6 separate regions of the Homo sapiens genome follow, and regions 1, 2, 3, 5 and 6 are each linked to region 4. Evidence: chromatin loops called from intact Hi-C (ENCODE). Cell type or tissue: PC-3. All regions are shown on one strand. Region 1 overlaps SLC1A2 (solute carrier family 1 member 2). Region 2 overlaps CD44 (CD44 molecule (IN blood group)). Region 3 overlaps PAMR1 (peptidase domain containing associated with muscle regeneration 1). Region 4 overlaps PDHX (pyruvate dehydrogenase complex component X). Region 5 overlaps PDHX (pyruvate dehydrogenase complex component X). Region 6 has its middle 56 kb from the start of MIR1343.

Region 1 (4,000 bases), 380 kb after region 4:
AGGTTTTTTAGGAGAGAAATGGTTCCTTAAAGAAGTGGGAGGCAAGAGCTGGGGTTGTATCTTCACTTATTGCAAGTGCTTAATCCTCGGGACTTTCCAAAGCCAAAAAACAGAAAGACAGCAAAACAAACAAATAAAAAAGCCACTATCTCCACCCTCAGAAGACCGTGGAAAGAACCTTATTTCAGCCATGATTTGTAAATGGGAAGTTTCTCAACAGTCTAACTTCCCTTGGCTTTCCAGAGCCTTGATCTGCACTTGGATGGAAACCGTATTCAGCTTGTAATTTTTCTTTGTAAACATTGCCTAATTGAAATTGCTCACTGGAACGGGGGTGTTGCATCTGAACAAAACCCTCTTGGACTTGGCCGCTGGGGTTACAGAGTAGTGAGTTGTGTTGAAACTCCCCAGTAGAGCCAAAGGTCCTGTGACTTCCCAGAATCCACCAAGACTCTGGAAACAACCAGGAAAGTCTTTGAATGATTCACTCCAAAGCCCTGGCCCCATTGTTCATGGCCTCAAGCTCCTCCTGAGTATGGAGAAGACTGAGGAACACTTTGACAAAAGGGGGTTGGGTGTTTTAAGTTATGACCCACCAGAAAAGACCATGGGGGAGTTAGGAAGGACCTGAAAGGAACATAGATAGCTGGACAGTGAGGGAGAAGAGCTGCTCGGTGGTGGGTGCTGGGGATATTTGCAAAATCTCCCCAGAGGAACTCTCCTTCCTACTCCTCGCTCCTTCCACCTCTCACCTCCCACTGGTTGTTAAACAATGTTTATTGATCTTCCATTGCCCAGCAACCTAGTCAGCTCATCTCTTCCCTCACTCTCACTCATCCAACCTGCTTCCTGCCAAGCCAAACAAAAAAGATCTGCTTCTGCTTCTCAGTGACTGTGCAATTCTGCTCCCTCTCTCTCCTCTTTCTCTCTACCATTCTAGATGGCTAAGGAGTAGGCTTACCAAATTTGGAACAAACAAACAAACATGACACTCAATTACTTTTTGAATTTCAGGTAAAAAATGAATACTTTTTTTTTAGTATTATTATGTCCCATGCAATATTTGTGACTTACACTAAAAAACTATTTGCTTTTTATCTAAAATTCAAATTTATCCAGGCATTCTGTATTTTATCTGACAACCCAACTAAGGAGACAAGGCCATGTGATCTTTCAGATGACAACGTGAAAGGACTACTGAGCTCATTCATCTCTAAGTAGCTGTCATCCAAACCTTTAGAAATTGTGCTTGGATAAATAAACATACTTCATCCATCCAGATTCACCATTTCTCCCAGGTTTTGGCCAAATGCCCCTATTTCCTGTCTCGGGGACACCATTCTAGTGATGGATGGAGGTTACGGAAGGGAGTGGACCCACTGAGTGGGAGGGGAGCAAACTGGGCAGACTAGAGCCGCTCACATGGTAATAAACCTCTGTCCCTCATGGAGGTATTTTCTTACTGAACTCCTCAGCTCTCCACCCACTTTGAATAATGATCACAGCTCATACGGAGAGAGCACATGGCATGTGCTACTGTGCCCTATATGCACAATCACATTTCATCCTCACAGTAATCTACAAAATAGATGCCAATCCTATTTCCATTTTACAAATGAGGCTCAGAGAAATGGAGTAACTTGCCCAGGGTCAGATAACCAGTAAGTGGCCCATACTGGATCCAAACCCAGGTCTGCCCAACTGCAGAGCCCAAAAACCTCTAGGATGGCATGCTAAGAAGGTACTGGGCTAGGAGAAAGGGCTCACTGGGATCCCAGAAAGTAAAACAAGATAACAAGATAATCTGTAAAGCTCCCTTGGTACCTACTCCAACACTTTACAATCCTGGTAGCATTGCATTTGTTTGCAGACTAAGGGCTGTGGTGGTCCAGCCCCCGCACCTAGCACAGCACCAGTACATGGGGGCAGCTTTTAAAAAATGCTTAAGAAACGAAAGCAATGGATGTGTCACTTAATAACACAGAGAGTCAGAGAAAGTGACTTTCTAACACCACACAGAGAGTCAGGGAATGTGCCCAATGACGGTGAGCTCCCTCCTTTTTTCCCATACCCAGCTTCTTGCTGCCCTGTCCCCTTATGGTCTCCTCTGCCCTTCTCTCTCTTCCTTAAATCGCTCAGCTCTCAGTCCCAGTGACCCTCAAATTGCTCCCCAGAGAGAGCCTCCTGCTCCACCTAGAGGACAGCTGAGTCATCAGTTTTCTGAAAAGGGAGTGCAGGATAGCCCAGCCATTGCCAGGGAAGCAGAATCCCGGACCACCAGCTGGCCTACCTAAGACGTTCATCCCATCCTTGAACTCCAGGCCCTTCTTGATAACCATCTTAGTCTCCTCCGGCACCTCAGTCACAGTCTCGTTCAACAGAGAGACAACAGCGCTGGTTGCGTTGGCCTCCTCGTCCGGCGGTGGTGCAACCAGGACTTTCTTCGTCACTGTTTGAATCTAACAGAGTGAGGGAAAAAAGGCATAGAGCTGAGATTTGGCCTATAAGGTGAAAAAAAAAAAGATTGGCTACTCATATATTTTAAGGTTCCCAACAGGTTAACAATAATTAAGAAATGCCAAAACAAGGTTATGAAAACTGGAGAATATTTTATATGTCTATATTTACAAAGTGGTGTTTTATTATACACAGTGAGATACAATTGTCCTAATCACAGATAATTACACAATTTTTTATTTGTGCAAATTTATGGGGTACATGATAAATTTTTTAATGTATACAATGTGTGATGATCAAATCAGGGCATTTAAGGTGTCTAACATCTGAGTACAATGCATTTTTTAAGTACAGTCATCCAACTCTGCTATCAAACATTGAATGAATTCCTTCTATCTTTCTGTATGTTTGTACCCTTTAAGCTACTTCCCTTCGTCCTTCCCCTTTCCCCCCACTCACCCTTCCTAGCCTCTGTTATCTATTTTTCCACTATTTTTCCATGTGTTCAAATATTTTAGCTCCCACATATAAATGAGAAATGCAATATCTGTCTTTTTGTGCCTGGCTTATTTCACCTAAGATAACGACCGCCAGTCTTATCCATGTTGCTTCAAATGACACAATTTCATAAATATAGAATGTATGAAAATAATTTGCAAATGTACTATAAGTACTGTAGTCAATAATAGGACACAGGCTTAAACTTGGGGGATAAATGTCTTCTTTCACTCCTATGATTGTAGCTCAGAAACAGTATGAAATGTCTAACTTGGATGCTCTTCCCAATTGTGAGACCCAGTTAGATGGTCCTTCCAGTTGTGATGGTCCTTCCAGTTGTGATGGGCCCTGGATCTGGTTAAGAATAGGAAGCCTTGGCAGGGGTCAGATCAGCAACTCATGATCCACCTGTTTTCCCCTCTACCTGGTCCCCACTGGACAGGGGTATCACAGGCTGCCTCAGTTTGGGCTCCTTCTAGAGCCAGGCTCAGCTGGAAATCTCCATCTGGGCACCAAGAGTGCCAGCTGCCAGCAGCCACCATGGCAGGAGCATTTGCTTATATTTCAGATCCAAATTCAAGGTGGGAAGACAGCCACTCCTTCTGAGCAGTGATGCCAAGCCTTTCTCAATGTTCCCCAAGTGTCTCTGTCAGATGACTCACAAGGAACCTCTCCCGCTATTCCTCGACATCCATGGCAGTGGTCCTATTTTTAAAGGTGCCAGGCACCCTACATGCAGAGTGCTATAAAAATCCACATCTGAGCTTAAAAAACACCACCTCCAGGGGCATTAAAATAGAACTCAATGCAGAATCCTAGATTGTCAGTGCTGGCATGTAGTAGGTAACAGATGGCTGAACCCCGAATAGATACGGAAGAAGATGTACGGGAAAGTCAAGTGACTTGTTGGACGTCATGGAGTTATGGGCAGAACTGGGATGTCAACTCAGATGACCTCACCTCCATTGAGTTATTTCCACAGTCTGTGCTGTATGTTAAGCTATAGGGACCCAATCCTACTGTGCTGGTTCCCATAGGAAGCAAT
Region 2 (4,000 bases), 240 kb after region 4:
TCTTAGGGCTTTGTGGTGGGTGCCAGAACAATTGATGGGGTAGGGTGGGTGCTGGAAGAGAATGAGCATCTGGTAGATTGAGTCTCTGGGTCTGCCCTTCCACCCTCACTCCAGCCCCCATTAGCTCAGCTTGATTTTCAACCACTTGAAATACTGTGGTTGTGCCTAAGACATCATGTCAGGGAGAGAAAGAAACATCTGAAAACCATCAATCTTCTCTCTGAATGCTTCCACTGGTCCCATTTGCCTGTTGACAACCCAAGTTGAAAAGGCAGCACCAGAGGGGAATGGGGAAAATTAGCAGAACTGGAAAATCTGAGTTGAGATCTGGGTTTACCAAACTCTCCGTAAGACTTTGAGTCTGTGAAACTTATGTCCATTAGTTTCTTCACCTTTTAAATGGGTCTGTAGTACCTACCCTCTGGGCCTCACAGGCTGCTTTTGGGTGTGAAAGTGCTTTATAATTGGTGAAGGAAACTGCTACGTGGCAAGAATAGCAAAGCCTGATGTACTTTAATCCATTCGGTTCTGCTGAGGGTGGAGCCCCAATGTGTCTTAATTCATATGAGGTTTCTGAGAAGCTTTTTGAGATTTTAATACTGTCCCAGGTATGCACATCAACCTTCTCACTTTTATCCCCCAAGCTCCAAAATTTCATAACTTTTTATTTCATCTTGGGTGGCAGGAAGGCAAGGTGTGCCTGGGGGAGCTACAGGGAGTTATTCAAGGTCACATAATTAGCTTATAATTAACAGAGTTTAGGCTAGAACCAGTGCATCCCACTCCCAGATGGGGGCCCCCGGCTTATCTCAGCATGTCAGCAACCCATGAATCAGCCCTGAAATATAGATATTACCTATGAGTAACAGTTTCTCATCCTACCTCAACTGTTACGAAAGTCTTCCCTCAAACTAAAGCTAAGCAGTTCCACAAAATGCCAGCTATAGACATTAGCAGAAACTGTATATTGATTAGGTGATGTATCAGTCATTGTAACTACCCAGAAAAAAAAATACAATGACAAAACCAAGTGGCCCAACCTTATTTTCTACTTGCAAGAGGAAAAACCCTATTTGGGCCCCAAGATGCTTTTTTCATTTCATTTACCACATCCTGGGTTTGTGCTAGTCAATCTGCTAAATCAATAAGATCCGAAAAAGCAGAAAACAAAGATCGTGAGGCCAGAGGATTTCCTGATCACCATGGCAACACACAGGGGTGGGTACTGTGGTTTCTCTGCCTGAAGACGCACTCGTCAAAGACTACTTGGTGTTACAGAATTCTGGTGCAGTGAAGCAACAGTTCTGGGACATATACTTTCTTTTGCCAGAAAGACTCTGTTGGATCCAGGACCAGGAGTGGGGGGTTAAACAGTTCTCCATACCCTCACCTCCAAGTCCCCATCATCCCATTAGGAGACAGGGACAGTACTGTTCTCCAAACTCTCAAAACAACCCAAGAGCTTTCTAGGCTGTGCATTGGGTTGATCATTTGGTGGCCTTGGCTGAAGGGCCAGGGTAACAGCTAGGAGAACCCTTGGGATTCTTCTCCAATGTGACAGGCCCCTCCATGTTGGTTCAGCGTTGACTGCCATGACAGGCTCCAGGCTCCACGGAAAAAAGGCAGAGAAATCAGGGGGTCCAGCCAGGCGCCAAGACGTTGGGGTGCCTTGCATTTCTAAGTGCCAAGTGATGAATAGCTCAGTTGAAAGCAACCCAGGGCACATTCTGGAGGAAATTCTCTGGGTATGATTGTGCATGACTGTTTTCTCTGCTCATTAAACCCTCATCTGCCTCCAGGGCAATTCCGGGAGAGACTGAGTCACTCAAGACTCATGGTCTGCACTGGGCAGCCAAAGGCGATTCGGCCACCAAGTGTGATTCTGGCCTCATTCAGAAGTGGATGCTAAACAATACACCCTTTCACCAGGAGCCCATCACATGGGCATCAGGAGATGGGGGCGAGTGATGTGCCAGCCTTCTAGACTGGCAGGCCTGGGGGGCAGCAGAGGGCACAATAGCTAGAAAGACTCCCAGATGAAAACTTCTGGGCTTTGAAGCCTTCGAACAAATGAAGAAGAAAATGACTTCTTCGTGTCCTATTAAGACAGTGAGTTGTGGCTTTTTTGAGAGCAGCTTGCTCAGACCTCTTATGAAAGATAGATCAGTAGCAACAGCACTGGTGTAGGAGTCAGAAATCTGCAATTATGAACCACTGAGTTTTGTGTGTGTGTGTGTGTGTTTTTGTTTTTGTTTTTTGTTTGTTTTGTTTTGTTTTTTAACTTGCTGGAGGACCATACTCGGCTATCCTTGATTTTATTTTCTCCTGTGTCACAAGAGAAATTGGTTAGAAGCTTCCCATTGTGCCTCCTGGCTTTAAAAATAGATAATCCAATTAACAATAATGCTTTAAAACAACAAAACCTTGTCCTTTTCCCTTCCTACTTCTGATCAGAACCAGCTCAGTAAGATTTATTAGTTGTGCAATCTGTTTTGGACATGAGCTCAGCAAATCAGAGGACAGAAATAGAATCCTGGCTTTTTAATGATAAACACTGTAAAAATAAAAAATTTGGAGAGCTTACCAGTGCTTCTGGCTGCCCAAGTGGTTTGTGTGTGGTTGACTCCCAGGAGCTCAATCACTTTGGGTGCAGTCCACCCAGAGAGCTATGTTCCAGCTACATCAACCTGGAGCCTTAGCTTGGTCAGTCTAGATTTTTGGGTTTGGCTGCAGACATCTCGTAATGTCACAAGGACAGCCTGTGTCCTTGGTGACCCAACCCTGGGCCAACCCCAAGTCCTGGAGTCCTCTCCTAAGAGCCCTGCCTAATTGTAGAGAGAGCATTCAGGCTGTAAAGGGCAGGAGGCCTGGGGGCTACGACTAGGTTTGGGCTTTCTAAATTCCCAAGAGTATGATGGGAAGACCAACAGGCAGAATCAGAGAGAAGCAGTCAGCCCACTGCTGGGGAAAGCCAGTCAAGGTCAAGACTTCAGAATCTCCTCTCTGGAGAGAGAGTGAAAATTCCATTAGTGAAGTTTGTTCCACTGAAGCCTTACCAGGCCTTGGTAAAGGCCCCTATCTTGTGGTCCAGAATCAAGGGACTTCTGATCTTAAAATAATATTCAATAAGCTCAAATTCTTCTCTCTAGGGCTCTCTTTTCATGATCACCTCTCCACACTTTATTAAAAAATCACATGAAGGGTAAGTGGGCTTCCTGTCATTTCAGTGTCTGACCTGTGCATAAGTTGGAATTTAACACTGGAAAATGATCAGCCAGATTGCCCAGTCTGAAACCCAGGTCCCCCAGTGACTAGCACAAGTTACTTACATCTTCTCAATGAATCAGTTACCTCTTGTGTAAAATGGGGATAATAAAAATGCCTGCCACACAGGATTGTTAGGAAAATTAAGTGAAATATTAGGTGTAAAGTGCTGAATACCTTGAACCCAGACTAGGCACTCAGTGAGTGCTCACTGTGGTTATGGACCAGGAGCTGCAGGAATTAGAACACCATTGAGTAGCAGGAACTGGCTTTATTCTCATCTTCATGATAAAGCAACTTCTCCTTACATATAGCTTAATCTGGAACCAAAAATCTAATTCTGCCTCATCCCTCCTGAGGAGATGACAAATAGGGATCAGGCACACCTGGGTGGCTCAAGTTAGAAAACAAATTAACTCATTTTGCAGAATCTGGAGACGTCTGGTCTGGAGAACTGACAGTGCCCTCTCTTTGGGCATAGTATGACTGTAGGTTGTCTTTGGGTGGTCTTCATATGGAATGTACTGTGTTTGCCATGTTCCCTAGGAGATCTGGCCTCAGAAATGGCCCTGTGATGGTATGTGAACATACTGTCCTGTAACTGAGATGATAGCTTGCACATTCAGACAGACAAAGCCAGTTACAAAACTAAAAGTTGGTCTCTGAAACATTTGCTTTCGGGGAAAACAGCAAATGTTCACAGAAGCAAAGTTCTGGGTTAAAGACATTTTAAGTA
Region 3 (4,000 bases), 560 kb after region 4:
TGAGCACTTACTATATACCAGACTCTATCCACCATTTATTGAGCACTTACTATATACCAGACTCCATATTAAGGGATTTATAGACAGTTCTTCACTTAATCTTCACAAAAACTCTCAAGGCCACTATGAGGATCCCAATTTTGTAAATGAGGAAACTGAGATTCACAAAGATTGGGTAACCTTGCCCAAAGCCAGGAAAGAAACAGAGATTCAAATCCAAGCCCAGGCTGCTAACTGCCACCTAATACCATCCCCAGTTTGAATCGACCTGAGCATTGTTCTTTTTCTGGGAGCATCAGGACACAAAAGTCTGGAGCGAGATGAGGCAGCTTTCAGTAACTCCACCCTAGGCGATTCCGCAGCTCCCCTGGAGGGCAGCCCCGAAAGTCAGTAACACACAGCTTTGTAAGCCTTCTCCCCACTCCCCTTAAGTTTGCTCTTAATCATTCCTACTTATGGCTCAGGAATCGGCCTGCACAAATCCTCTTCCTCTCCGATAACTCACCCTACAAACATTTTTGGGCATGGCTTATGGCCAGTTCCTCTGTTTCTCTGCCTCTGTCCAAAATATGACTAAGAAGATAAATGTATTAAGGACCTATAATCTCTCCCCATAAATCCTCTCATCTGGGTTGCTTTCCTAACCTCCTTAGATGCCCAGTATCCTTCAGGGACTGAAAGGCTGGGATCACTGCCATGCCAGCTAGAAGTGTGGCATTCTGGGTCGCTCTTGGGCCCTCCTGCTGCTCATCTTTTTTGATGGCCAAGGAACTCAGCCTAGGGCCAAGCTAAACCAACACCAGTCCAGTGGTCAGCAGTGGAAGTCAGCAGAGTGGTTCCACTTCAGAACGCAACTTTTGAGTTTAAGAAACCCTAAGAGGAAGCCTTGGTTTCGACTTTGGATATCAGCACCTCTAATAGCCAGCACCCAAATCGCAGTTCCTAAATACAATTTCCCACTATAAGAAACCAGGATGCAGGGAGAAATAGCTTGTTTCAAGACCTGGGCATAGAAAATCAAGGTGAACTTAAAACATTTGAGGGTCAGGGGTAGAATGCAAGTAAGTGCTCAAGGAGAAATGAGGTGCAGCCTGCTTAACGGGCCAAATCTGAAACAATCTAAGCATCAAAAGAAAAATTATGATAACACTATGAAACAGAAAAAAATTAAAATTCATGAGTCTTAAAGTGCAGAAAAAGAGAGAGAGAGCCAGATGTTGGAGAATGATAAAAAGTGGCAAATCCTGGAAAGGAGCATATGGATGTATACTATTCTTTCAACTCTCTGTAGAATTGAAGGTTTTACATTAAAGAGTGGAGAAAGGTAGAAAGAACAGCTCTTTTTTTAATGGCGATAAAGTGCCAGTAGCTCTTAGTCTGGATATTCTGAGATTACTAAACCAATCTTTCCTGGGCAGAAAGATGTGAATAAGTTCTCTCCTGGGCTCAATAGCCTCAGGCCGTTTGCCCATCCTCCTGGATAATACAACCTGCCAATGGTTATGCATGAATCAATTCCATAATGAATTTTAAGGTTGTCATTAGTTAGGTTAGTAATATAAACATTGTCAAGGACAGTGAGCAAATAAAGGTGCTACTGCATCTGTTCAGTGCCAGATGCTCTCTAACCCACATATAAAACAGCTCTGATCCTTCTGGCACTTGCCCGCCACTCCTCCCTCCTTCTAAGGCTCTGTATGGTACTCAGGAAAAAAAAATGCCCAGGCTCTTCAGAGACACTCAGAAGGAAGCGCCTTCAGGATAACGTTGTCTGAAAGGATCGCTTGGGCGCCATCTAGTGGGAAAATGCTTGCACTGCCATGGGGCTCCGGCGCTGTGTCCCAGCCATATGTAGGCGACCCTTAACGTAGGCAGGCAGCATAGTGCTCAGCACCAGGCAGGCATTCAACAAAGAGTGAAATGAATTACTTCTTCCTATGAATTCCCTACACATTTATTTAGTGCCAGTATGAGGTGAGGGTGATAAGAACCTAATAACATCATATTGATGTCTTCTTATGGTCAAGCACTGTTTTCACAGATGGATTGTAAACTCATTGCGGAATCATTGTGTTCCCTGGTGACCAGCCCAGTGCTCCATAAGAAATGCTCCATCAGTGCTCATGGCAGTGGTAACATACACTGTGTGGAATGAGGCTCTCAGAACAAGCATAACGTAATTGAACAAGCAAAACTGAACCAACACAGATCGGATAGAATCTGACCATTAGTTTGTTTTTTCAATTTCATAGCATTGACCACATTCTATTTTTTTAACTTTAAAAAAAATCTCCTCTCTAAAGCGCAAGCTCTAAGATGTCAGAGACCATGCCCGTCTGGCTTATCATTGTACATCCAGCACCTAGAAGCATCCATTCAAGAAATATCTTTTGACTGGATGGGTAGATTAATGCACGAAGGTGTGAGCTCTCTGTTCTGCCTGCCTAGGTGATAGACTGGTTGCTCTGAGCCAGTTCTGCTGTCCTTGAGAAAGCCTGGACCCTCAAATGGACACAATCACCAGCCCAATCAATGAGGCTCCATAAACAGCGTCTTACACCAAGGTGCAACCCAAGATTTGACCAGTAGGTGCTATTTAAAAAGACACATGCTCAGGATTTCTGAATATTAATATTTTCTGTTTCATAACATTTGGGTGACTGCTATCCTTGTTTTGTTACCATTTGCTGTATTGACTTCTTGCATGCAAATATTCTTTCCTTCCTGTCCCCTGCACCCTGAACAAACCCCCTTACTCACATGGAGCGACTGAAGTATTGTTTAGAAATATTTATCCACCCCTCTTCCTTTGGGATGGCATATACTTCCCTACTTCACTCATTGGGAACTTAGCCATGTGACTTCTTTTGGCCAGTGGAATATGGGTGAGTGTGATGTGCGCAGAGGCCTTATGTGCACCTGTGTGTTTGGCTTGACCTCTTGTGCTTCTGCGACCCACCCTGAGAAGAGCATCCCCTGATGGTTGCTGTCCCTTCTGCCTAAGCCCTGCAGCCTGGAGCACAACCAGCCCAGGTCAGCCCAGTTGAAATCAGTGGAATGCCTGCCAACTCACAGACCCATGAGAAAGAACAAACATTTGTCCTTTGAGATTGTTAGTTACCCAGAAAAAAAAAAAAAAAACTGAACACTTTATCACCACCATCCCTGAAAGCTTCAACTTAGAAACTCTACTCTCTGACCATAATACCCATTCCACCTATGTGTTCCATTACTTCATTACCACCAAGCCTGCTTTTCCACTTAAGACCTCCTGTCCCTATTGCCCCTCTACCAGGCTCTTTCTGATTTCATGTCCTTCCCAGCTGGGATCCTTGGTCAGTCATGTCTCAGCTTATTCTTGGATCAACAAAACAACTGGTTTTACTCCCTTCTGCTGCTGCACTTCCAGAGAGCATCAGCCAACGTCCTAACTGACTGCATCACCTCCCTAGGAACTCTGGCTTCGACTGGGTCCTCCGTCTCGCTTGGATATGCTTTAAGCTTAACACCAGCTGGTGCCTTTTCTTGTTCCTCAAGTGGCTGCCCCAAACCTTTGGTACTTTCAAGCCCCAACCTCACTTCTACTCATTCTCAGCAGATATTTCACTCCCTACTTCCCAGAGAAAACGGGAGAACTCACCAGCAGGAGGCAGACTAGGACTGTGGTTAAGAACAAGAGTAAGGGGTCTGGAATCGTCCTGGGCTTTACCCCAAAGTGTACGGCCTCAGGCAAGTTACTTCACAGCTCTGAGCCTCAGTTTCATTATCTATAAAATGGGAGTATGTATTTTCATAGGGTGATTGTACAGATGAAACAAGACATGGCACATAAAGTGCTCAGCACAGTTCCTACCATATAATTACTAACAAACAAGATATGCTACCTATAAATAATTCTTTTCCTCCTGTCTCAGCCTAGGACAGAAAAGGAAGCTCCCTCTCCTTTAACTCTCACTTTTGTTCTTGATCTCATAGGAAGTTCTTCTCCTTCAGGATAACA
Region 4 (4,000 bases):
TCTCATTACTCCAAGAAGGAACTGTGATATTCTACAATATTGTGACATCTTACAATGTAATAGGATATTGTGATACATCTAGCCAGCTATCTGGATGCCTCCAGAATATACCCTCTTAATTGTTTCTATGCTGCCCATCAAAAATAAATAACTAACATTTTTGAGACTTATTCTTTGCCAAGTCCCATGTGTTACCTTCTTTCTTTCTTTCTATTTTTTTAGATGGAGCCTTACTCTGTCGCCCAGACTGGAGTGCAGTGGGGCGGTCTCGGCTCACTGCAACCTCTGCCTCCCGGTTTCAGGCCTCCCAAGTAGCTGGGACTATAGGCATGTGCCACCAAGCCTAATTTTTGTATTTTTAGTAAAGACGGGCTTTCACCATGTTGTCCAGGCTGGTCTTGAACTTCTGACCTAATGTGATCCACCCGCCTCAGCCTCCCAAAGTGCTGGGATTACAGGCATGAGCCACTGCTCCCGGCCTACCTTATTTCTTTACAAAAATCTATTTATGGCACCATTTTAGAGAAGAGGAAACAGACATAGATAGAATAAATAACTTGTAGGTGGTGGATCTGAAATTAGAGCCTAGGCAGTTTGATTCCAGTACCTATTCTCTAAATCACTGTGGTATTCTGCTTCTCCTTGAGTTTTTTTAAATTAAATATTTAAATAATAAAATATTTCATTTAGCACAATAGTACATGCATATAGTTTAAATAGTACTGAAAGGCTTGTAACAGTACAGTGGATCTCTGCCCCATCTCACCCAACTTTCCCAGTCTTCCTTAGAAGTAACTAGTTTTGTCTCTTAACTTTCTTCTGGCATTTGCCCATCTCTCTGTTTCTATTTTAGCCGTTTTCTGTGGATGACTGCCGGTCAGTGCCGCCCTCTGTTTTCCCTCCCCAGTGAAATTATTTTGTAATTCTTGGTCAAATATTCAGTGTTTACATTAAACAAATATTATGCACAATTGAGGATTGTCCCATATTTTGTTTGTTAGCTTTCTTTTTGCTGCAGTTATTGCTGCCCTTTAAATTTTTAGTTAGTTTTTTCTGTGATAATTTCTAATTTATCTCACGGTATGTAATAGCTTCTCCACACAGTTTTCTGTAATGTCAGCCACATCAGATACTTTCTCACTTAACTTATTTTTGCAGTTTTTATATATCCTCAGCTATGTAGATTGAACTTCAAGCTCTTCTTTTTGCCCTCTGCAGAGAAAACAAGCTTCAGTCTTCTGTTGAATGAGGGTAGGGTTGTTACCTACCACTGGATTAAGAGAGGGGATCCAGGTATCTAGCTACTTTTCAAACAGCAGCCACCCAAATCCTCCCTGGCTTAGGATACAGCTTTCTAGGGTCTCTTTAATTGATTATTACGTATCTATTTACTTTTCTGCTTCCAAAATTGTATGCTGTTATTCCTTTTCTCTGTGTCCTTGTGGGTTTCTGCTTAAAATTAACAAAAGCAAACAGCACATTTTTAAACTTAGTGTTAGTTAAGTTTGAAAGAGGAAGTAAGATTGGATAAATTTATTGTAGACATGTATGAAAATGTAGGTTATCAGAAATAAAAGAAATAAAAAGCCCTTATAGTAATATCACTAGCTAGAATGACTACTATTGTCATTTTGGAGTATTTCATTTCAATCTTTGTATGTGTACAAGCTGGGCAGGTAGTAATTGGATGATGCCATATACAGGTTTGAGCATCTCTAATCTGAAAATCTGACATCCAAAGCTTTTTGAGCACTGACATGATGCTCAGAGGTGATGCTCAAAGGAATGTTCATTGTAGCATTTGGGATTTTGGACTTTGAGATTAGGGATGCTCAACCAGTAAGAATAATGAATGCAAATATTCCAAAATCTGAAAAAATCTGAAATTAAGAACTCTTATAGTCCCAAACATTTCTGATAAGGCATACTCAACCTATATATTGCTTATGGGTTATCTTTTTTATGTTTGTTAGCATGCCAAGACCTGTAAATGCTGTTTTCACACAAACTGTTGTGCATTCATTTTCTGTTGTGGTCCATTGACATTTTCAGTCTATTTTTACTCCAGTACCACACCAAAATAACTATTTGAACAAAGAAGACTTATATGACAAACGATCCTTTAAAACAAAAAATACTATAACTGCCTTTATTCCAAGTGTTAATATTACTCTGTGCCTAGTGCTGATTTTTAAATTACTTTTACTTTATTCTGCCTTATTTCATCCAGCCTGCAGATGGCAGAATTGTTTCATTTGAACAGCAATTTTGAAGGCTCCGTTTTATTTAGTGTGTTCTGACATTGGAATGAGAAGTGATTAAATGAACAGTCTCTCTCCCTATTAGAGAAGAAGCAAATTAATGTTAGAGACAGGGAGCCACACTAAGAAAGTACTGGATAATTTACTTTTTCATTTGGTCTATCTTCATTTCATGATTTTTGCATGCTTGGATTATAAATGAACTAGAGCCTATAAATGAACTAGAGCATGATGTTTAAGCTGTACCATATGTAAACTGCTGAATTCCCTTAATTACTTTAGTCAGAGTAATGGAGCTTAAATCTGCTTCATATTAACCATAAAGCAGTTTGTTCTGCATTTGTATTTTAAGAGTTTGCTTGTATTAAATTTTTTTTTTAATCTAGAGACCTTTTAGCATTCATGAATCAATCATCAATTTAAAGCTTTGATATAATTGAGTTTGCTGAAGTATGAGCATTTTGTTCTTAGGATAAAAGAAATACTTTAGGGAAGAAGAAACTAGAATTAGATTAGTGTACCATATTTGAAATTGAAGTCAGAATTATGCTGTAGAAAAATTGGAAGAGCCCATTTGAGGAAATACAGGAATTGCTTAGAGGGATTACTGTAAAATTCAGTGATTGGTAAATTGCTCATGTAGCAGAAATGGCAGGGAAAACAGCAATAAGCTAAGCAAAAAATTTTAATGTATTGTGTCATTCTGTTGATGTAAAAAAAGAGTAAAATAGTTATGAGTCATGAGACTTTACTTTTAAAATCAGCAAGTTTAAATATAAAGTACTGGACCACATACATTACAATAGTCATTTAAAAATTTTTAAAAATGTTTTGTAACTGCTGTGGAAGGGTAGACTTCACAAGCCAATTAGATATAATTTGCTAGCTTTATAAGAAGGAGCAGAACACTGAAGTGACTACAAAACGTTAAATTTTAACTAAATTTTGAGAACTTTGTGAATACTAATTGAAAAACTTGTGTAATGAGTGCAGCAAACTACTTACCTGTAGTTGTGGGAAACTAATACTAGGAAACGTAATTGGTGCATATCTTAAGGCCTTCTTAATTTGACAAGAGAATGGTAGAATGTACAGCTTACTGGAATAAGGAGGGAGTCTGCATATAAGTTCAAATGCAAATTAATTAATATTAGGTAAAGGATAAAATTCCATTCCAAGGAGTCTAGAAAAGTCTACACTATCTTAGTAGAGTTGACAGCAGCCATAAAGGGCAGATATTAATTATGTGCAGGCCTGTCACTTCAAGTTTATCTTACGATTGTGTAATTACTTTCCCATCAGAAAAATACGTCTGGAAAAGATACCATATAGTGTTCTAATCAAAAGAGGGTATGCTAGAATGAAATATGTACTTTTATTAACACATTAATGCTTATGAAATGATTTTTCTAGCATGAAAGCCTGAGGATAGATTAGTTAGAATAACTACAAAATATATTGCACATTTAACTCTCCGTAATAAGCGAGTGTAATCTATCAAGAGATAGTATTGAATAATGGAGATGTCCAAAATATCTTTCTTTGGTTTTTGTCACCTTCATTTCAGAGTAAAGATAATGATCTACTACAGAATTTTTGTATTATCATAATTCAGATAAGCAATTTCAATTCATTTCATGAAGGGTGACTAAGGAACGATTATGTTCTTTTTATTTTTAAAATATGAAAATTTTTGAGGTTCTTGATGTGGTAACTTGAAAGATAATAATAAATGCAGA
Region 5 (4,000 bases), 51 kb after region 4:
TATTTTTTATCTTGGTTAGCATGGATTTTCCCCTCTGGATTTCCAATTGAATGTTTTTTTAGTTTCCATTTCTCTGCTGCTAGTCGCCATCTGTTTATGCATGTTGTACCATACTCTGCCCTCTTTACTCCTGTACTCTGACAGTGGGTATTTACTTCCTGTGTTTGTCTCTCCTCTGAGTGGATTATCACTCTTTGGCATTCAGTTCACCTGTTTGCTTTGTAACCTCCGCTCCCTAATGAGCTCAAGAAAAGTTACGATTTTGTAATTTATCCTGCTTTTTCTTTCACCCTGTCAGGATGGGAACAGCTTTCTTTTGCAACTTTCTACATCCCAGGTGAAAGCAGGACTTTTATCAGTTTATATACAGAGTTTCAAGATTTCATATAAAGACAACTTGAGAGCTTTTAAAAGTTCAAGGAACTAAATGGAAAGCTATTTTAAAGAAAGTGAGAAGTTTCTAAAAAATGAACCCTGGAAACACTCCTGTAGTTCTCAGATCATACTTGCTTAGTCATGATATAGAGGTTAATATGGGAATCACTTTCCTGTTTTCTTACTCTAATAAGGCAGAAAACAGTAATATTTCAGAGGAGATATGGATTAGTTTATTATCTTTGCATGGTCCAGTTTTGGTACACCTTGGTAATTAGGAATTTTCTTAAAAATCTTTACACCCCACATTATCTATCTTCACTCCTCTTTCTCATATAAAGTTACAATACATAACATTCTGTATGCATGCTTCACACTTTGCTTTTCTGTCTTGACAATGTGTAAATGAGAATGTTTGATATTACCTTACAAACTGTTTTCTACTCAGTAAATGTAACAGCATCTCCTTTCAATATGTTTGGAAAATCTCCATTATAAAGAGTTAAAAATAAAGGAATTCAAAGAGAAACCTACTTTACACATGTTAGATTTGAGATGCTTGTAAGCGATGCAAGTAGAAATTTCATGTGAGAAGTTGGATATACAAGTCTGAAGCCTCAGTATCTCAGAATTAGAGGTAGAATTTGGAAGAGTCATCATTATATAAATGGTATCAAAACCTTGGAATTGGAACTGGAACTTCTAGCCTGGGGAGATGCCAACATTGAGAGGAAAGGAATAAAAATGAGTGAGTGGGCAGAAAGTGGAAGAAAACCAGGAGAGTATAGTGACATAGGAGCCAGTAAAAGAATATATTTCATTCAACTCAAGAATGTTCCTAAATGTGGGAGTATGCTGAATACAGAATTTTAAGTGAGGACTGTGGACTTAGGTGGTAGGTTTGGGGGTCATTAGCTGGCAGATGGTTTTAGAAGTCTTCACTGTGAATACCTGTGGGTAAGTAGATAAAGTGAAGAGAAAGCTGAGAGAGCCATGAAAGGTAAGCAGAGTAAGTTCATGAACTGTTACATTTGAATTTGTACAAACCAAATCTTTCTATGTGGTTATCATTAAAAGCTTGTAAGCACTGTAAGTCCATTTATATTTCTATTCCTAAAGGGGTTTTAAGCAAAAATGTTTATATATTTCTGGAATTCTGAATTAGAGGAGCTTTGATACTTTGCAGCTGACAGTTATCGTGACAGTTTGACAGTATTTAGGTTTATGGTAATTCATCTAATCCCTTTCTGTAGTCTCCAGGATGCCTTTGGAATGAGCTGTTATTCACCTAAAATTCCGTGATACTTTAGTAATAGGATAGGTTTTTTGCCACATACCACTGACTAGATCTAGATCTTAGAGTCTTTTTCTATAAGCTCTTGCAAGAAAGAATCAAGTGTTGTTTACATTTTCTAACACTGTTATACCCAGTGGCAAATGCAAAGACATAAACAAATACTTTAGTTATGATCAGCTCGTAGGAAGTGGGAGGACCCCAGCTTTATCTTAAAATCATTATGTATACTGGAAAGAAATTGATTCAAATGCATTCACCATAAAACTATGGATGGAGAACCTCATTTTATTAATCACACTAGGACCTATGCCAGCATTGCTTCATCTTTGGCTTTTGTTATATCCTGTTTTGTTAAGTTAAAAAGCAGTTAAATTTTTTTTCACCTACACCCCATTAGTAAAAAGAAATTTTCGAACACTTTCCCATATGTGTATATATAACTGTTTATATATAAAGTACCTACATGTATCACTGTTCTAGTATAATCAGTATGTTATAAAGCATACAGAGAATAAGGGTATTTGAAAAGAACGAGGAAGAAAATGAATCATCTTGTAAACTTCCTGACTGCACACACCACAGAGAGATCATTTGTCTTTTTCGAGACATAGGAGTTAGTTCTTTTTTTCTGATTATGCTTGTAATGGGTCCTTCAGGTTCTTGTGTATGATATCTAAGCAATTTAAAAAATTGATAACCAAGGCCCAGAAGTAAACTTACATTCATGGTTAATATTATTGATCCAGGACCTCATATAATGCAAGTTTTTCTAATCATGGGAACCTTATTGACTAAGCAAACAAAAGCTTGTAATTTTTTATCATTGTTTGTCAGTACATTCCATAATTTACAAGTTTGAAGTTGTAATGGTCAATGTTAAAGTTATATTAGGAATACTAATTTTACTAACCTTATTTTTCTTTCAGATGACATTAAAGTATCAGTAAATGATTTTATCATCAAGGCAGCAGCTGTTACCCTTAAAGTAAGTAGCAGACTTCAAATGATTTTGTCTTCTTAAGTAGTTTCATGTCGTGGAATTTTTACAATGACAAATAGAACTCTTATTTTTAAATCACAAAAATTTTATAATTGTCTTGCTAAAAATATCCTATCGTTTGATCTCCCTCATTTTACAAATGAAGAAACTGTAAATCAAAAGGGCTCACAATGAATTAGAGCAGGATGAAAACCATTTATTCTAGGCATTAGAGATAGAGCAGTAAACAAAAGCTTACTTGATTTCTGCTGTCCCTGGGGCTTACATTCTAGTTGGAGGAGACAAACACTATTATATGTCAGATGGTGAAAGTGCTGAGGAGAAAAAGAAAGGATAAGGGGACAAAGTAACTAGGGGTGATTTTTCAAAAGGGAAGCGAGGGAAGCCCCTCTGACAAGGCGATAATTTAGATACGGCCTGAGAAAACAGAGGGAGTGAGCCACATAGGTATGTGGTAAAAGTGCATTCCACACAGAGGGACCAGCAAACACCAAGGCTGCAAGCAGAGGATCGCATTAACCAAAGATGTGGTGCTGAGGGTGGAATGTGCCTAGTATGGAGAGGTGGGAGATAAGATTTAAATAACAGTGGGAGAGCATGAAGGGGAACCCAAGTACATGAGGCCTTGTTGGACATGGTGAGGACTAGGGATTTTATTATGGGTGAGAAGGAAGCCTTTGGAGGGTTTTGAACAAATAACTAATGTGATCTGACTTATACTTCAGAAACGAAAAGGAGAGGCTGCCCTGGGTGCTGTGTAGAATGTAGCCTGTGGAGAGGCAAGGGAGGAGACGATGAGCTCCCCTGGGAGGCTTTAGAAGATCACAGTGGCTTGGACAAATGTGGTAGCAAATGGAGCTAGGGTGAAGTGGAGATTTGTGTTATGTTTCAAAAGTAGAGCCAACAGGATTTGCTGATGGATTGGATATGGGGTGTGAGAAAGAGAAACAAGCATTTTGGCCCAAGCAATGGGAGGAATGAGTTTTCCATGTACTAAGATTGGGAAAACTGGGAGGGGTATAGCTTTGGGTTAAGGAATCTAGAGTTTGGTTTTAGACATGTTACATTTGAGGAGCCTAACAGATATTCCAGTGGAGGTGGCAGGAAGGCAGGTGAACATATGAGCCTGCAGTTCAGTGGAGGTGATGTAAACCTAGCTGGCTGGAGTTGTAAATCTAGAACCCAGGCTTCCTGCCTTCCTGCCTGGCACTATTTTTCATCATGCCTCCTTTCTGTAACGAGGCTATTTTCTGGGATCACTGCTTGTTAACAGACTGTATTTAAAGTACATTTATAATTAACTTTTTATTTCTTGAAAAATACATTAA
Region 6 (4,000 bases), 72 kb after region 4:
ATGAGAACTATCCTTTTTATTTCACTAATATGAAATTTTCACTAATTATTATAAAGTTTAGAAGAGTTTGTTTCTCTCTTTTGGCAGCTCTGCTATAACTGTCAAGATAACTATATTTAAGTTGGATGGTAATGAATGGTAATTTAATTAACTTGTCACAAAAAGGTTTATGTTAGTGTCAGCTGACATGAATCAATAGAAGAAAGGCTAATATAGTACAAGTTGTATGGTATGACATGATGAATTATAAACCCTAACAGAAGAGCCTTCTAAAATAATTAGCACCCTGGTGTATTAATTGTTAAGAAAATGCTTAATCCAACTATCCAACTCAGTTTAACAAGCCATTTAAAAAAAATAGTCTTCAAAACTTTTGTCATATTAACAGTTACACTGAAAATTATAACCAAAGGCTATTTTCAAAATAATTTTTATGTTACATTATTTCCAAGGTCAGTTTTAATCGAAATTATTATTATTATTACTACTTTTTCTTGAGATGGGGTCTTGCTCTGTGGCCCAGGCTGTAGTGCAGTGCTGGGATCACAGATCACTGCAACCTCGACCTCCTAGGCTCAAGTGATCCTCCTCCCTCAGCCTCCCGAGTAGCTAAGGACTAAAGGCATGCACCATCATGCCTGGCTAATTTTTCTATTTTTTTTTTTTAGAGACAGGGTCTTGCCATGTTGCTCAGGCTGGTCCCAAACTCCTGGGCTCAAGTAGTCGACCCACCTTGGCCTCGCAAAGTGCTGGGATTACACAGGCATGAGCTACTGTGCTAGGCCGTTGTTTTTGTTGTGGTTGTTGTTTGTTTGTTCATTTTAATTTTTATATCTGAGGAACAGAACATGATGAGGCAGCCATAAATAAGCCTGACTCAGAGTTCTGCTTTTCATGAACTGACGTACATAAGCAGTAGTGCATCTGTTTCCCTATAGGTGAAATGGGCATTAATATTTACTCAGCCTGCCTTAGAGAGTTGAACTGTACAAGGGAAATCGCTGTATAAATTTAAGATGTTTTAATTCATGGACCTCACAACCAGGCTTTTCATATAATCACCTGCCTCTCATGGTTTGACTTCTCAGCTTCTGGTACAAATGCTTGTTCATTCTGACCAAAAATATTGTCTCTGGTATTTCTATACTGATGAGGTGGTTTAGATTAAGGAAGTTTTCATTTCTAAAAAGAATTTTGTTGTAGTTTGAGATCAAAGAATAACACTGAGAAAGGAGTATGGTATACTTGGTTTGAACTGTGTGCTACACTACCAGGCCCCTTCCACATTATACTACTAATTTATTTAAAATAGATAGGTATCACACTGAGAGGATATAAAAAAAATTTCTGCCTCTTCATTTTTGTTTCTTGTTTGAACAGAAAAAATGACCAAAATATTGGGAGTACTTCTAAGGAAAAGGCAACACACATTCCAGTTAACACTTGGATGTGAAAATATCAATGAATATTAGAATTTATAAGTCAAACTGGCTCTGCTCGCTGATTGCAATTTTTAGTTACATTCACTATTTTGTGCTAAATTTAAGTCATTGGTATACGACTGGCCAGAGTCCTTGGTTTTAAACATTACTGAGAACTTTATATATACTCTTAATGGGTATTTTATATAATGTCGAATGAAACTTTTATTTTTAGATTTTTAAAAAATATTTTGCACTTTGGACTTAATTTTACACTAAATTGTATCAGCCAGCCTAAGGGCATTATGCTAAATGTAAATCTAGTTCTTGGTTAAGCTTTTATTGAAAGATAGGTGGTGCTGTAAGTTAATATATTGTAGTGAAAGTGTGGGAGAAAAGTTAAATTGGCACTTAAATCTTAGTTTTCAAGGAAAACGTGTCCCGCACATACTGCATTATGATGGACTTTGTCTCAGGTGAAGTGAAGAAGTGAAAGAATCAAGTGTATGGCCGGTAAGAATTAACCATTAATTTAAATGGGATGCTATTAGTGGGAAACTTTTACTGATTTTTGAAGAAGGAAGTAACAGTGCAGATTTACTTTTATCAGTCTGGCCATAATGTGCAAGTCAGTAGGTCAAAACAGGGAGAGGATAGCAGTCATCAGAAAAGAACTGGAAGATTTTGCCATAATGAAAGTATAAGTTGATTAGGATCTGCACTAGGTCAGTGTCTTTAAAGAAGGAGGAAATGGGTAAAAGTTGGCATGTTACCATGCTATGAGGTGTCTTATGAATATATGGGGTAGATGTATTCAGTCAGATAATGCAGGAACAGTGATAGAATTTCCCATCCAAAACACTAGTCCTCCATGGCTCACGTTCACCAATATGAAAACGAATAAGATTCCAGTAAGTTATGTACAGCAAATAGTGTATTTCAGTAGACATTTAAACTTTTTGTGAATGGAAAAGGCAATAGTCTTTCTATAAAATCCTTTTACATAGTTTTATATTACAAAAATGTGTGTGTGTCTCCATTGGTTTCAGGAGATGGGGGGCAAACAGGGTTGGAGGGAGGATATGGTTTGTCTAGACTTGTAATATTGAAACACCATTTAATTGAAACTGTAAGGTTTACAGATGTATTTTGAAAAATTATTAGCCTCTCAATAGCAGTCTTTTGTTTCTTTGATCATATAAATTCTATTTTCACATTTTATCCGTATCTTTGCTTTTTTTGCAACAAGTCCAAGCAGCTTTCTTCCTGGGAAAATGAATGTTTTGTGAATCTCTCAGTTTAACCTCTGTTGTATGATACATACCATTAAGGAAAATGGGTTTTCATTAAAAGTTGAGAAACTTTTAGCAAAATCATTAATTAGTCATGATTTGCTTTTTTTAATACCTAAAATGTATATTTTAAAATTTCTTAGTTTATGAAATTCTGTTACTCCTATTACTAAAAGATGAGCCTTTTAAATATAAGACTCTTGTGATCAAGTGGAATAACATTGATTATATCACTTTATAAAGCATAAAGTATTATGGAAATGTAAGATGTTAAATTTAAATTTTTAATCTCATAAATTGCACTTAGTAGCTCATCAGTCTGATGGGGAATGGTATATCAGGAACTTATAAGATGGTACTTAATACCATAACTTAAGTTATTCTTCCCAGTGGAACTACTGGTGATTGTATGTAACTTTGTTTCCCAAGTTTGCATACTCTTAAAATCAAGACTTTTAAGGCTAGTTTCAGCTTTAGAAGTTACTGCGCTCTTGGCAAAACCTTATTTCTGTGCCTCAGTATTCTTACCTATAAAATGAGGAAGCAAGGGGGAAAATTAATCACTGTACTGGTTGCTTATCTTTTTTAATTTCTTCAGTTATAGGCAGGAAGTGTATGCTACTTATCAATCATCATGGATGATGTAACATTTACCTCCCGCATAGAATCTCAGAGATTACACATACAAATTCAGAGATTATGTAAATTGGCCAAAGCTCAAAAGTACGACAACTGGGATTTGAACCAAGATCTGTGCAGCACCAAAGCTCAAGCTCACTGCATTGCAATATACACCTTCTAAGTTGTGCTGCTGCGGCTGAAAGTTCTGTATGCAAAGAGTATTTTCCACCTATGGTAACTGAAGTTCCTGAGTTCCTGTTCTTCTGTATTAAAGCTAATGTGTTTACGACCTAACCACTTTTAAAATTAATTCATATTTTCTCTGTAGTGGCTCTCTTTGTGCCTTTCTAGTGTGCAGAAAGTACTGAGGGATTTTTTGTTGTTGTTTTTTCATTATGGACAGCTCTTAACCTGAAGTAACTAATGTTAAGTGTCATCACTTGTACCTCTAAGTAGAAAAATAGAAGCTGATGGGGCTTAGTGCCTCTAGGTATAAAAAAAAAATGACCTAGAAGCTGCTACTTTCAATAAATAGGTTGATTCTTGTCCCAGTTAAGACCAAAAGTGGTTACCTTAGTTTTCATTTCTGAGGCCTCAGGCTTCTATATTGATTACTGTATCAGTCATGGTCTAATCAGTTAGGGTTCAGTAGTTTATGGTGGAGAA

The links. Peaks named below come from ENCODE experiments on the same cell type or tissue, not always from the same donor. Only the 100,000 strongest peaks of a DNase experiment are listed, where the experiment ranks them.
Region 1: it touches region 4 in a loop (16-fold over the local background); 29 of 110 quality-filtered maps call a loop at or near these places.
Region 2: a loop joins it to region 4, with 3 times the contacts of the local background. A loop is called at or near these places in 14 of 110 quality-filtered maps.
Region 3: it touches region 4 in a loop (4-fold over the local background); 50 of 110 quality-filtered maps call a loop at or near these places.
Region 5: a loop joins it to region 4, with 2.7 times the contacts of the local background. A loop is called at or near these places in 12 of 110 quality-filtered maps.
Region 6: a loop joins it to region 4, with 5 times the contacts of the local background. A loop is called at or near these places in 23 of 110 quality-filtered maps.

What each region holds. Positions count from the first base shown.
Region 1 is chr11:35,303,784-35,307,783 of GRCh38, forward strand. It overlaps SLC1A2 (solute carrier family 1 member 2), which reads right to left. Exons shown (of 11, transcript NM_004171.4): 5 at 2,291-2,459. Among named protein-coding and RNA genes, the nearest start is that of SLC1A2-AS1, 24 kb to the left of the region's middle. RefSeq lists an enhancer at 1,930-2,019. In PC-3, CTCF peaks have their summits at 2,194 (motif pointing left) and 2,393; no DNase peak of the experiment used is centred here; H3K27ac peaks cover 1,741 bases.
Region 2 is chr11:35,165,031-35,169,030 of GRCh38, forward strand. All of the region lies in intron 1 of CD44 (CD44 molecule (IN blood group)), which reads left to right. Among named protein-coding and RNA genes, the nearest start is that of SNORD164, 4.1 kb to the left of the region's middle. RefSeq lists a silencer at 529-578 and an enhancer at 999-1,058. In PC-3, a CTCF peak has its summit at 2,010 (motif pointing right); DNase peaks (open chromatin) are centred at 871 and 1,801; H3K4me3 peaks cover 1,499 bases; H3K27ac peaks cover 3,237 bases.
Region 3 is chr11:35,484,091-35,488,090 of GRCh38, forward strand. The region is part of intron 3 of PAMR1 (peptidase domain containing associated with muscle regeneration 1); the gene reads right to left. Among named protein-coding and RNA genes, the nearest start is that of PAMR1, 40 kb to the right of the region's middle. RefSeq lists a silencer at 1,849-1,898. In PC-3, CTCF peaks have their summits at 1,793 (motif pointing left), 2,005 and 3,643 (motif pointing right); DNase peaks (open chromatin) are centred at 521 and 1,741; H3K27ac peaks cover 1,350 bases.
Region 4 is chr11:34,924,041-34,928,040 of GRCh38, forward strand. The region is part of intron 1 of PDHX (pyruvate dehydrogenase complex component X); the gene reads left to right. Among named protein-coding and RNA genes, the nearest start is that of PDHX, 9.4 kb to the left of the region's middle. In PC-3, a CTCF peak has its summit at 2,234 (motif pointing right); a DNase peak (open chromatin) is centred at 2,251.
Region 5 is chr11:34,975,526-34,979,525 of GRCh38, forward strand. It overlaps PDHX (pyruvate dehydrogenase complex component X), which reads left to right. Exons shown (of 11, transcript NM_003477.3): 8 at 2,599-2,657. Among named protein-coding and RNA genes, the nearest start is that of MIR1343, 36 kb to the left of the region's middle. In PC-3, no CTCF peak of the experiment used is centred here; DNase peaks (open chromatin) are centred at 1,806 and 2,246; H3K4me3 peaks cover 2,272 bases; H3K27ac peaks cover 3,851 bases.
Region 6 is chr11:34,996,263-35,000,262 of GRCh38, forward strand. No RefSeq gene overlaps it. Among named protein-coding and RNA genes, the nearest start is that of MIR1343, 56 kb to the left of the region's middle. In PC-3, CTCF peaks have their summits at 1,778 and 1,982; a DNase peak (open chromatin) is centred at 2,179; H3K4me3 peaks cover 277 bases; H3K27ac peaks cover 1,748 bases.